Linked DNA regions of Homo sapiens: regions 1 and 2 are each linked to region 3. The links are chromatin contacts, found by Hi-C or POLR2A ChIA-PET in ENCODE. All regions are on one chromosome and are shown on one strand. Each heading gives the region's core, a stretch centred on a gene start or an enhancer-like site at or near the end of the contact. The rest is flanking DNA. Distances are from core to core; before and after follow the strand shown.

The links. Hi-C counts contacts between places; a loop is a spot of excess contacts on that map. ChIA-PET counts read pairs that join two places held with the same protein, here RNA polymerase II (POLR2A). Pooled maps may share reads with other maps.
Region 1: a pooled map shows a loop between it and region 3 (4-fold over the local background). The contact joins the enhancer-like site here to the promoter of SHKBP1 in region 3. A Hi-C loop is called at or near these places in 2 of 50 pooled maps. POLR2A ChIA-PET finds 5 or more read pairs at or near these places in 2 of 52 experiments (B cell and activated T-cell).
Region 2: a loop to region 3 is called in a pooled map, with 4 times the contacts of the local background. The contact joins the promoter of ZNF780A here to the promoter of SHKBP1 in region 3. A Hi-C loop is called at or near these places in 5 of 50 pooled maps. POLR2A ChIA-PET finds 5 or more read pairs at or near these places in 3 of 52 experiments (GM10248, HEK293 and naive thymus-derived CD4-positive, alpha-beta T cell).

The regions. Positions count from the first base shown.
Region 1 is chr19:40,162,446-40,166,016 of GRCh38, reverse strand. No RefSeq gene overlaps it. Among named protein-coding and RNA genes, the nearest start is that of MAP3K10, 27 kb to the left of the region's middle. Within about 2 kb of position 2,241, at least 4 of the 41 ENCODE cell types and tissues checked have a DNase peak (open chromatin) inside an H3K27ac peak, as active enhancers do; they include B cell, where a contact is called at or near this core.
Region 2 is chr19:40,089,297-40,092,647 of GRCh38, reverse strand. It overlaps ZNF780A (zinc finger protein 780A), which reads left to right and starts at 1,705. Exons shown (of 6, transcript NM_001142578.2): 1 at 1,705-1,742; 2 at 2,413-2,482. RefSeq lists a silencer at 1,554-1,883 and an enhancer at 1,431-1,972.
Region 3 is chr19:40,574,702-40,578,178 of GRCh38, reverse strand. SHKBP1 (SH3KBP1 binding protein 1) reads right to left here and starts at 1,306. Exons shown (of 18, transcript NM_138392.4): 1 at 1,194-1,306; 2 at 895-948; 3 at 738-783; 4 at 549-622; 5 at 1-25. The coding sequence starts at 1,279. SPTBN4 (spectrin beta, non-erythrocytic 4) reads right to left here. Exons shown (of 36, transcript NM_020971.3): 36 at 1,715-2,768. The coding sequence ends at 2,610. RefSeq lists silencers at 1,208-1,277, 1,298-1,477, 1,828-1,917.

The sequences.
Region 1 (3,571 bases), core at 992-3,491, 410 kb after region 3:
CACCTGACCTCAAGTGATCCACTGGCCTTGGCCTCCCAAAGTGCTGGGATTACAGGTATGAGCCACCATGCCCAGACCTAATAAATGCCTTTCTTTACCTAAAAAAAAAAAAAAAAAATTAAAAAAAATGGGAAAAAAAATTTACTGACTACAATTGCTTTGCCAGGTACTTAGCAGTGGAGGAGGCAGTGCTTGCCATCTTGCAGCTTGAAGTCTGGGTGTGCAGAGAGGCGCTGGGCAAACACACCCATGCTGCGTGTTTGGGAAGGGGCAGTAGAGGGCGCTGTGGGCACACGGGGACTGAGAACTACTGGGTGGGGAGGCCTCGGGGAGCAAGCTAAGACCCTAAGGATGAAAAGGAGTGGGAGGGAGAGAACCGTGTCATGAAACCCCTAAAGTAATTGAGTGCCAGCACAGGACGCTGAAGAAGCACAGAGAGTCCGAGGCTGAGACAGCAAGTAGAGACCTCCTGGAGGAACCTTCTAGAAAAAGTTAAGGGTTTTAGACTCTTCCTAAGGGAAAACGGGAAGCTATGGGGGATTTTAAGAGAGGAGTGACTTGACGTTCTGTGCTTGTTGGGTGGATCATGAATTAATTGTAGGAGCCAGACTTGGAAGGCTCCTGCAGCAGTAATTCAAGCCAGAGATGATGGTGGCTTGGGAGAGTGTGACTTCTGTGGGGACTGAGAAGTGACAGGCTTAGAACTTCCAGGATATTCCAAGAGGTCTGCTATGGGAGTAAGGAAGAGGGAGGAGTGAAGGATGACTCTCGGATTTCTTTTTTTTGTTTGTTTTCTTTTCTTTTTTTCTTTTCTTTTTTTTTTTTTTTTTTGAGACCAAGTCTTGCTCTGTCACCCAGGCTGGAGTACAATGGCGTGATCTCAGCTCACGGCAACCTCTGACTCCCGGGTTCAAGCAATTCTCCTGCCTCAGCCTCCCAAGCAGCTGGGACTACAGGTGCTCACCCACCATGCCCGGCGAATTTTTGTATTTTTAGTAGACACGGGGTTTCGCCATGTTGGCCAGACCGGTCTCGAACTCCTGACCTCAGGTGATCTGCCCACCTTGGCCTCCCAAAGTGCTGGGATTGCAGGCATGAGCCATTGCACGCAGCCGACTCTCAGATTTCCAAGTAGACCGTGGAGAGCAAGGGAGAAGAGGACCTGGCCCAGCGCGTTGGCTCACACCTGAAATCTCAGCACTTTGGGAGGCTTTGGTGGGGAGAGGGGATTGTTTGAGGCTGGGAGTTCAAGTTTGAGACCAGCCTGGGCAACATGCGAGACTTCATCCCTACAAAACATAAAAATTAGCCAGGTGTGGTGGCATGTGCCTTTAGTTCCAGCTACTCAGGAGGCCAAGGAGGGAGGATCACTTGAGCGCAGGAGATTGAGGCTGCAGTGAGCTATCATGGCACCACAACTCTACAGCTTGGACAACAGAGCAAGATCTTGTTTCTGGGGGGGAAAAAAAAAAAGGTGAGACCTAGTCTCTACAATAATAATAATAATAATAATTTATAAAGTTAGCCTGGTGTGGTGGTGCGCACCAGTAGTCCCAGCCACTTGTGGGGCTGAGATGGGAGAACTGCTTGAGCCCAGGAGTTCAAGCCTGCAGTGAGCCGTAATTACACCACTGCACTCCAGCCTGGGCAATCAAGCAAGACCTTGTCTCTAAGAAAAAAAAAAAAAAAAAAAGGCCGGGTGCGGTGACTCAGCCTGTAATCCCAGCATGCACTTTGGGAGGCTGAGGCAGGTGGATCACGAGGTCGGGAGTTCAAGACCAGCCTGGCCAACATGGTGAAACCCCGTCTCTACTAAAAATACAAAAATAAGCTGGGCATGGTGGTGTGCACCTATAGTCCCAGCTACTTGGAAGGCTGAGGCAGGAGAATCACTTGAACCCGGGAGGCGGAGGTTGAAGTGAACCAAGATCATGCCACTGCATTCCAGGGTGGCAACAGAGCAAGACTCTGTCAAAGAAAAAAAAAAAAAAAAAAAGAAAAAAAAAGCCCCAAAACAGATCTGTCTAGGAGGCTTGCTAAGGGGAAGTGGAAGCAGTACAGCTCAATAGCATAAACCTCAAAGGGACAGGGTTAAAAAACAACAAAGACTATGGATAGGCCAGGTGCAGTGGCTCACTTCTGTAATCCCAGCACTTTGGGTAGCTGAGGCAGGAGGATGGCTTGAGCACAGGAGTCTAAGAGTAGCCTGGGCAACATGGCAAAAACCCCATCTCTACAAACAACAATAACAACAAAACACTAGAAAAATTAGCCGGGTTTTGTGGTGCACACCTATAGTCCCAGCTACTCAGGAGGCTGAGGTGGGAGGATCGCTTGAGTCCAGAAGGCTGAGGCTGCAATGAACCAAGATTGTACCACTGCACTTCAGCCTGGACAATAGAACAAGACCCTGTCTCAAAAAAAAAAAATAGTATGGAGAAGAAATAGTGACAATATCTGGAAACAGTATTGTCATGCCAAGGTATGGCAGATTGCATTATTGGTCATGATATTTGCTGTCCCTTCAGGAAGGTCCCCAGTGACAGCAGCCTTGGCCATCTGAATGAACCTCGAATGAAACCAGACATTAAAGGATAAATGTTGTAGTGAGACCATATCTCTAAAAAATTTTTTAAAAATTAGCCGGGCTTGGTGGCATGGGCCTGTAATCCCGGCGACTCAGGTGGCTGAAGTGGGAGGATCGTTTGAGGCCTGAACTCTTGAGACCAGCCTGGGCAACATAGCAAGACCATCTCTCTCTCTCCCCCCTCCCCCCTCCCCCTCCCCCCTTCCCTCTCCCCTCTCCCCTCTCTCACACAGACACACACACACACACACACACACACACACACACACACACACACACACGACAAATGTATCCTTCCAGTTGTATAAAATGTTCAGAGAGGCAAATCCATAGAGATATAAAGTAGGTTATTGGTTGCCAGGGGCTGGGGGAAAGGGAAAGCAGGAAGTGGCTGCTGATGGGTACAGAGTTTCTCTTCAGGGTGGTGAAAATGTGCTTGAGTTAGTGGTGATGGTCACCCAACATTGTGAATACATGAAAACCCACTGAGTTGTAGACTTCAAAACGGCAAATTTTGGCCGGGCACGGTGGCTCACGCCTGTAATCCTAGCACTTTTGGGAGGCCAAGGCAGGAGAATAACTTGAGGTCAGGAGCTCAAGATCAGCCTGACCAACATGGAGAAACCCTGTCTCTACCAAAAATCCAAAAATTAGCCGGGCCTGGTGGTGCACGCCTGTAGTCCCAGCTACTCAGGAGGCTGAGGCAGGAGAATCGCCTGAACCCGGGAGGCAGAAGTTGCAGTGAGCTGAGATCACGCCATTGCACTCCAGCTGGGTGACAGAGCCGGACTCCGTCTCAAAAACAACAACAAAAAAACCTACCAAACAAAAAACAAACAAAACGACGAGTTTTATAGTACGTGAATTATATCTCAATTTAACAAGTAAAATATATACAATTTTTATTTGCCAATAAAAATAAAAAATTATAGAACAGTGACATGCTTGTCATACTGAATTTATGGGAGTTTCTTAAATCTGCTA
Region 2 (3,351 bases), core at 456-2,955, 490 kb after region 3:
TATACCCTGTTGCTTTTCTGTGTTTGTTCTATCAATTACCAAGAGAGATATATTGAAATATCTGACTATAATTGTGGATCTGTCTCCTTTTCGATCTAATAGATTTTTCTTCCCATACTTAGAAGCTTTGCTTTTAGGAGCAAAATTTATGTTTGTTTTTTTCTACTCGATGAGCTATCTCCTTTATCATTATTATGCCCTTCTTTATCTCTGGTAATAGTCTATGTCCGGAGTCTACTTTGTTTTTAATAAAGCCACTCCAGCTTTCTTTTGACTAGTGTTAGGATGGTGTATATTTTTCCATCCTTTTACTCTTAACCTTTTAGTGCTTTTCATTTAACATATTACCTGTAGGTAGCACCCATTTGGGTCTGACTTTTTGTTTATTTATTTATTTAATTATCTTTTTTTATTATACTTTAAGTTCTAGGGTACATGTGCACAAAGTGCAGGTTTGTTACATATGTATACATGTGCCATGTTGGTGTGCTGCACCCATTAACTCGTCATTTACATTAGGTATATCTTCTAATGCTATCCCTTCCCCCTCCCCCGACCCCACTATAGGCCCCGGTGTGTGATGTTCTCCACCCTGTGTCCAAGTGTTCTCATTGTTCAATTCTCACCTATGACTGAGAACATTTGGTGTTTGGTTTTCTGTCCTTGCGATAGTTTGCTCAGAATGATGGTTTCCAGCTTCATCCATGTCCCTACAAACGACATGAACTCATCCTTTTTATGGCTGCATAGTATTCCATGGTGTATATGTGCCACATTTTCTTAATCCAGTCTATCATTGATGCACATTTGGGTCTGACTTTTTAAAAAATCCAATCTGACAATCTTTTTAAATTAAGGTGTTTAGACCATTTACATTTAATGTGATTATTGATATGGTTGAGTTAATCATCTTATTTGTTTTCTGTCACAATTCTGGAATGAAAAGACGTTTTGCTCTTTATTATTACATGTTTCCTCCTTATGTAGCATAGGAAACTAGAAAAATGATTTTGAAAGTTAAATATTGTTAGACTACAACAGTGAAATCAGGCTCTTCCTAGGAAAAGCAAGCCCTTTTTTGCATTTGTTTATACTATTTTAACAAAGTGTTAATTATTCATCCTTCAAGATAAGGCAAGTAATTATCTGTGTATTTTTATCCGTTTCCATGTCGTCCTGAATCACGTTTTTCTCTCCAGATAACAGGAACATTGTCTCGAAGAATCCAGGACATTTGATTCTGAAATCTCCAATGTGAACCACACTTCCTCTCCTAGTATATAACCAACCAATTCTTTAGTTCAAGCTTTTCAAATTTATCCTAAGTCCCCTTCAAATAGCACAGAGAAGTGGAAGCCTATCGCTGGGGTCTGAGACAAAGGAGTTAAAGCACCTACATGTTGACATAATTTTACTTTAAATTCTTCTTTCTTCTTTAAAAGTTCTGCTCATTTGCATTCTCCATGGAGAGAAAAAGTAAATTATACTGACGCTCCGAGAGGGAAACGCTCTTCTCACATGGGGATCCTTGCTCATGGCAACAACCTGTGCACCCCGCGGGCTGGAACTCCCACGAATCCACTAGGCTCGGCTCCCTTAGGGGTCAGCCCCCATAGTATGCTGGGATCAACCTGAACGGATCACAGCTCAAGGCTTCTGAGGCTTTTTCTGTTCGGGACTGTATTTCCCAGCGGCCACCGCGCCAGTCCACTTCCGGTCTCCGGGGTCGACGACATAGCGGGGTAAGGTCTTCACGTCTGAGGAAGAGATCTGTGGCTGCGGGAGATCTCTGCGGATTGGGGCTCCAGCCTGACTGACCCGACAGTGCGGGTGGCCTAGGGGGAGGCGCTCAGAGTAGGAACCCGGGGGTGCAGACGGGATCTGCCGGATCCCCAGGCGTGTGTGTGCGCGGGTATCAGAGGAGGGGGATTGTGAGATCATGAGTGACGGAGGGGACTGTGAGTGTGTGCGTGAGGTTCTATGCACAGGCCCGGGAGGGCGTGTGGACGCAGCGCACTTTGCTGAGTGACACTGTGCCGGTGCCCCTAGGCTCCTGCTGCTTCCTCCCTCTTTCCGCTTCACAGCTGCGGGGACTGCAGCAGAGGAATGGCCCCAGTAGGGAGGTCAGATATTGAGCCGAGAATGAAGCTTTACACAAGAAAGCGCAGAAGTGCCCCCGAGTGTTCCCCAGGGGGGCAGCTACATGTTGAGAACCACAGCGTCCTCAGAGCTCTGTCCCCAGAAACCAGCTCCAAACTGGTTGTACTGGTTGAATCGATTCCTCTTCCTTTTACTTCCTTCCTATTTCGTGTGAAGTGAGGGAAATTGTGGCTATGGAGGGAGGGTGTTTTCAAACTTAGTCTGCGCTCCAAGAAATGCCTGGAGTCTCACGCTTGCCGTATCCTTCTCCAGTCGTATTTTTATCCAAAAGAAGGACCTGGAGGAGGATGAGAGCGTTACTGCTGCACACCTAAAGTCAAGGGTGAGTTTGTGCTTTGTATTTGTTCAAGACATGCGTTTTTGATTTTAGAATATTGAGATTTCCCCTTAAATTTTCAGTGAAACTAGGGGGATATGCAAATTGATTCGTGCCCCCTCCTTCACCTTTCCACTTAATAGTCACAAAACAATTTGGCAAATCGTTCACACCTTCCTGTGCGCTCTCTTTTTCGAAGCTGGTATAGAAATACACCTCCAGTAGTTAATATTAAAGCTCCATTTTAGACCCATATTTGGGAAGGAGGAGATTAGTGTTTAGGTGGAATCACACACTAGACATCAGTTGGTCTTTACAGACCTCCTTTTCAAAACAGGGAAGAATGGAGATGGTTGGATGATCTCCATTGCCTGTGAGGCATTCGGTAGTGGAAAAGTGACCGCACAGAAATTGGTATCAACAAGAGCCAGGATTTTTCCAGGGAGTCCATGAGATGATATTTGTAATACTTGCCAGATCTCTCTGAGGTTTGGCAGCTCCAGTTGTGTTTTAGGCGTGTGTGTGTGAGTGTGTGTGTGTGTGTGTGTGTGTGTACTGTGAGAGGCAGTACACTGTTGTGGTTAAGAATAGGGGAGTGGATCCAGAGTATCTGGGTTGGAATATTGGTTCTGTCATTAGAATGAATTAATATCGTAAAGCCCCTTAGAGCAGTGCTAGGCATATAATAATGTTTAATATGTTTTAACTGTTGTTTTTTGTGTAGTCATTTTAAGTCATTCCCCTTGACTCTCTACAGAACAGGAGCATTGGGAATATGTGATTCATTGCGACTGCTGGTTGTATATTAAGAAAATGAGTGAGGGGCTCAAATGATCTAGGACAGAAATTCTTTCTTTTTAAATCGACAGATATAA
Region 3 (3,477 bases), core at 57-2,556:
GAGGAGGCTGGAACCGTGGACACCCCTGGGTAGTAGAATTGACTAGAGGTCAGGGTCTAGGTGTGGGGGTGAACAGAGAATGCTGAGAGGGTAATTTTCAAAACTGCACAGAGAATGTCAAGGGGTAGAAAGTTTTGATGGAATAAAGATGCTAAGGAGTGATGATATGGGTGGAGGAAATGTTGAGTGTGTGTGTGTGTGTGTGTGTGTGTGTGTGTGTGTGTGTGTGTAGGGAGAAATCGAAGGACATAAAATTTTAACATGATCAAGATTCTCATGAAGTTTTGCCTGTTTGCTTTTTTAGAGAAGGGGTCTCGCTATGTTGCCCAGGCTAGTCTCCAAATCCTGGGCTCAAGTGATCCTCCCACCTCGGCCTCCCAAAGTGTTGGGATTACAGGCGTGAGCAATCCCGGCGCGCCCGGCCTGTGATCAAGGTTCTGAATGAGAATTCTAATAGAATGGAGCTCACGTGGACATTCAGAGGAGGTGAAAGAACTCCTCAGGGACTGAAGACAGTGAGGGACTCCCTCCCCTTTTTCCATGCCAACCTGGGATCCAACTCTTTGGTGCGCAGGAAGTTGAGGATGGGGGCGAAGACTGTAGGGTCCCTGTCGATGAAGATCTGCGGGAAAGGGGGGCAGAGGATGGATGGGGTAAAAGGCAGGACTGAGTGGGGTCCTGCCCCTCTTCCTACCAACCCCTCCCCCCCATCCCATTTCAGTTCTTGTCCGACTCACTGCTCCGGTCTCATCTTTCAGCGTCGAGATGCGTCCGCTCAGAAGACTGCAGGGAAGGGACACCGAGCAGGCGTCACGGGCCGGGGGAGTGGATATTAGGTCTCCCACGCCCTCTCCATCCCTCCTACCCTCGCCCCAAACTCGCTCTCCCGATCACCTGGAGAAGAAGGAGTCTGGGATCCAGGTGAGAGTCTGGCGAGAGGTACTGAATCTGGGCGGGGAAGGTAAACGGACGCAAGAGATGAAGAGGAGCGGGTGAGGAATGCGTCCCCCTCCCGCAGGATCCAGGGTTCCCTCCCCTTCCCCCTCCCCCGGCGTTTTTCCAGAATCTCGCGCCTCCAAAGGGGGGGGGGGCGGAGCAACCCTTGATGGACAGGGATTCCCCCAGGAGAGGCGGATACTCCCACCCCGCTTCCCGCCCCCGAGGATGGGACCTCAGGAGTCTCCCACACTCACCTCTTGCCTCCCACATTCAGATGAATGACTTCCCCGGGAGGCCCCCGACTGGGGACCCCCTCGGCTGCAGTAGCCGCTGCTGCCATGGCCCCCGGGCGAGCCGGCTGGCCCGCACCCACTTCCGGGTGTGCACCCGGACCCCGCCTCCATAGGCTGCTCATTGGGCCAGAGACTCCAGGAGTCACTAGCGATTGGACAGAGCGCCTGCCCATCGCGGTTAACTTTTCCGCCTCCTTAAAGGGGTCCGCCTTTCCTGAACTTGACGGGGCGGACCCGGAGTCTCCTTTGGGGAAGTTTATTACGAAGCATAACGAAATATTCTCCATCCCTCTAGGTTCTCGTCAAGGGGCGTGTGTTTAGACCCCGAAATTAAGTCCACATAAAAGGGTACATCTGGATGTTCTCCGCAGCCACGGTACCCCCGTGCCCCTCTCCCCACCCCGCACCCACCCCTACAGCCACCACAGCCCTCCTTTCAATCCTCCCGGGCGCAGCCCAGAAAACCCAAACAAAGGACCATAGACCGTCAAAGCCAAAGGGTTTATTATAGGTACATACAGTGTGCGCCCGCCACACCGCCCCACACCCCCGGGCCCCAGCGGCTTCTCCAGGCGGCCATGGGGACTGCCCACAACCCAATCCCCCGACTCCCCAGGGAGGTGCTCCAGCCAGAAGCATGCAGGGGTGGGCTTCCCCTCGCCCCTCCCCTCATGAAGTGGCATTTACAACTGGAGGGGGGAGGAGAGAGGAAAACAGTTTTGAGCTTTGACGCCCCTCCCATTAAAAGCCTTCGCGGATGCGGGGCGGGGGAGGAGGAGATCGACGTTTTGCAAAAATAAACTAAGTCAGGAATTAACCGCATGGCTCTGAGGCGGCGGAGTGCAGGGGGCTAGGGCCCCTTCACTCCCCCCTCCCAGACAGAGATCAAGGCAGCATTGGAAGTGAGGTAAAGGCGGGGAGGGGGTGTCCCCTCCCTGCCCCCTAGCACCCTGGATGGTCCAGGGGACCTCACCAGCGCCCCCGTGCCCATCCCTAGGGCAGAGAGGGGGGCAGGAATTACTGCCCCCACCACCCCAGCTTCTTGGGGCAGGATCTGCAGATCGGGGCTGGGGGCTTGGCTCAACTGGCCCCCTGCCCACCCCCATCAAGCTCAGTTATTGCATAAAAATAAGGGACCCCCAGCACCTGGGGTGGGGGTGGTGAGTGGGAAGGGGCCGAGATATGGCTATAGGGGCAGCAATCTCCCCACCACTTCTTGGGGTGCAGGAGAAGTCCCCTCCTTTCCGGTGCCCACCATGTCACGCGTCCTCAGTGTTGGAACTAGGGGCTCCCGCCCCTGCGGAAGAAAAAGTGTCTTTGTGCCCACAGTGCGGAAAAGAGGGGAGACGAGATGTGTCAGGTCCTGGGGGTGGGAAGTCACTTCCTGCGCCCGCTGGCCCTGCGATCTCCGCCTTCCCTCTTAGGGTTGCCCTCATCTGTGGATGAAGTAGTGGGTAGTGTCTGGCCCCAGCGGGCGATCTCTGCGTGTTCCGCCACCGAGGAAGCTACAGCCTCCAGCCAGCCGTTCATCTCCTCCTGGGGGAAGAAACAGGGCACAGAGGCCGTATTTGGAAGAGAGAAGCTGGAATAATAGGTGAATTTCAGATCAGACTACCCTCTCTGAAATTCAGTTTTCTCATCTATTAAAAAGGGATGATGATGATGATGCAGTTACATAGCAATATGTGCCAGGCTCTGTTCCAAACACTTTAGTGGATTAATTCCCTTAAACCTATGCAATAGGATTGTATATACTTCCTACTACAGAGATAAATGACACAAACAATGATAATAATATGGGCAGGCACTACTAGAGCACTGATATTTACTAGGCCCTGTGCTAAGTATCAGTTTATCATGTATCAATTAAACATGGAGCAATTTAATTCTCACAGTAACCCTATGATAAGAGACTTTTTTTTTTTTTTTTTTGAGACAGAGTCTTGCTCTGTCCCCCAGGCTGGAGTGCAATGGCTCGATGTCAGCTCACTGCAACCTCCATCTCCCAGGTTCAAGAGATTCTTGTGCCTCAGTCTCCTGAGTGTCTGGGACTACAGGCACGTGCCACCATGCCTGGCTACTTTTTGTATTTTTAGTAGAGATGGGGTTTCGCCACGTTGGCCACACTGGTCTTGAACTTCTGACCTCAAATGATCTGCCCACCTCAGCCTCCCAAAGTGCTGGAATTACAGGTGTGAGGCACCATGCCAGGCCAAGAAACTATTTTTAATCTTCATTGTGCAGA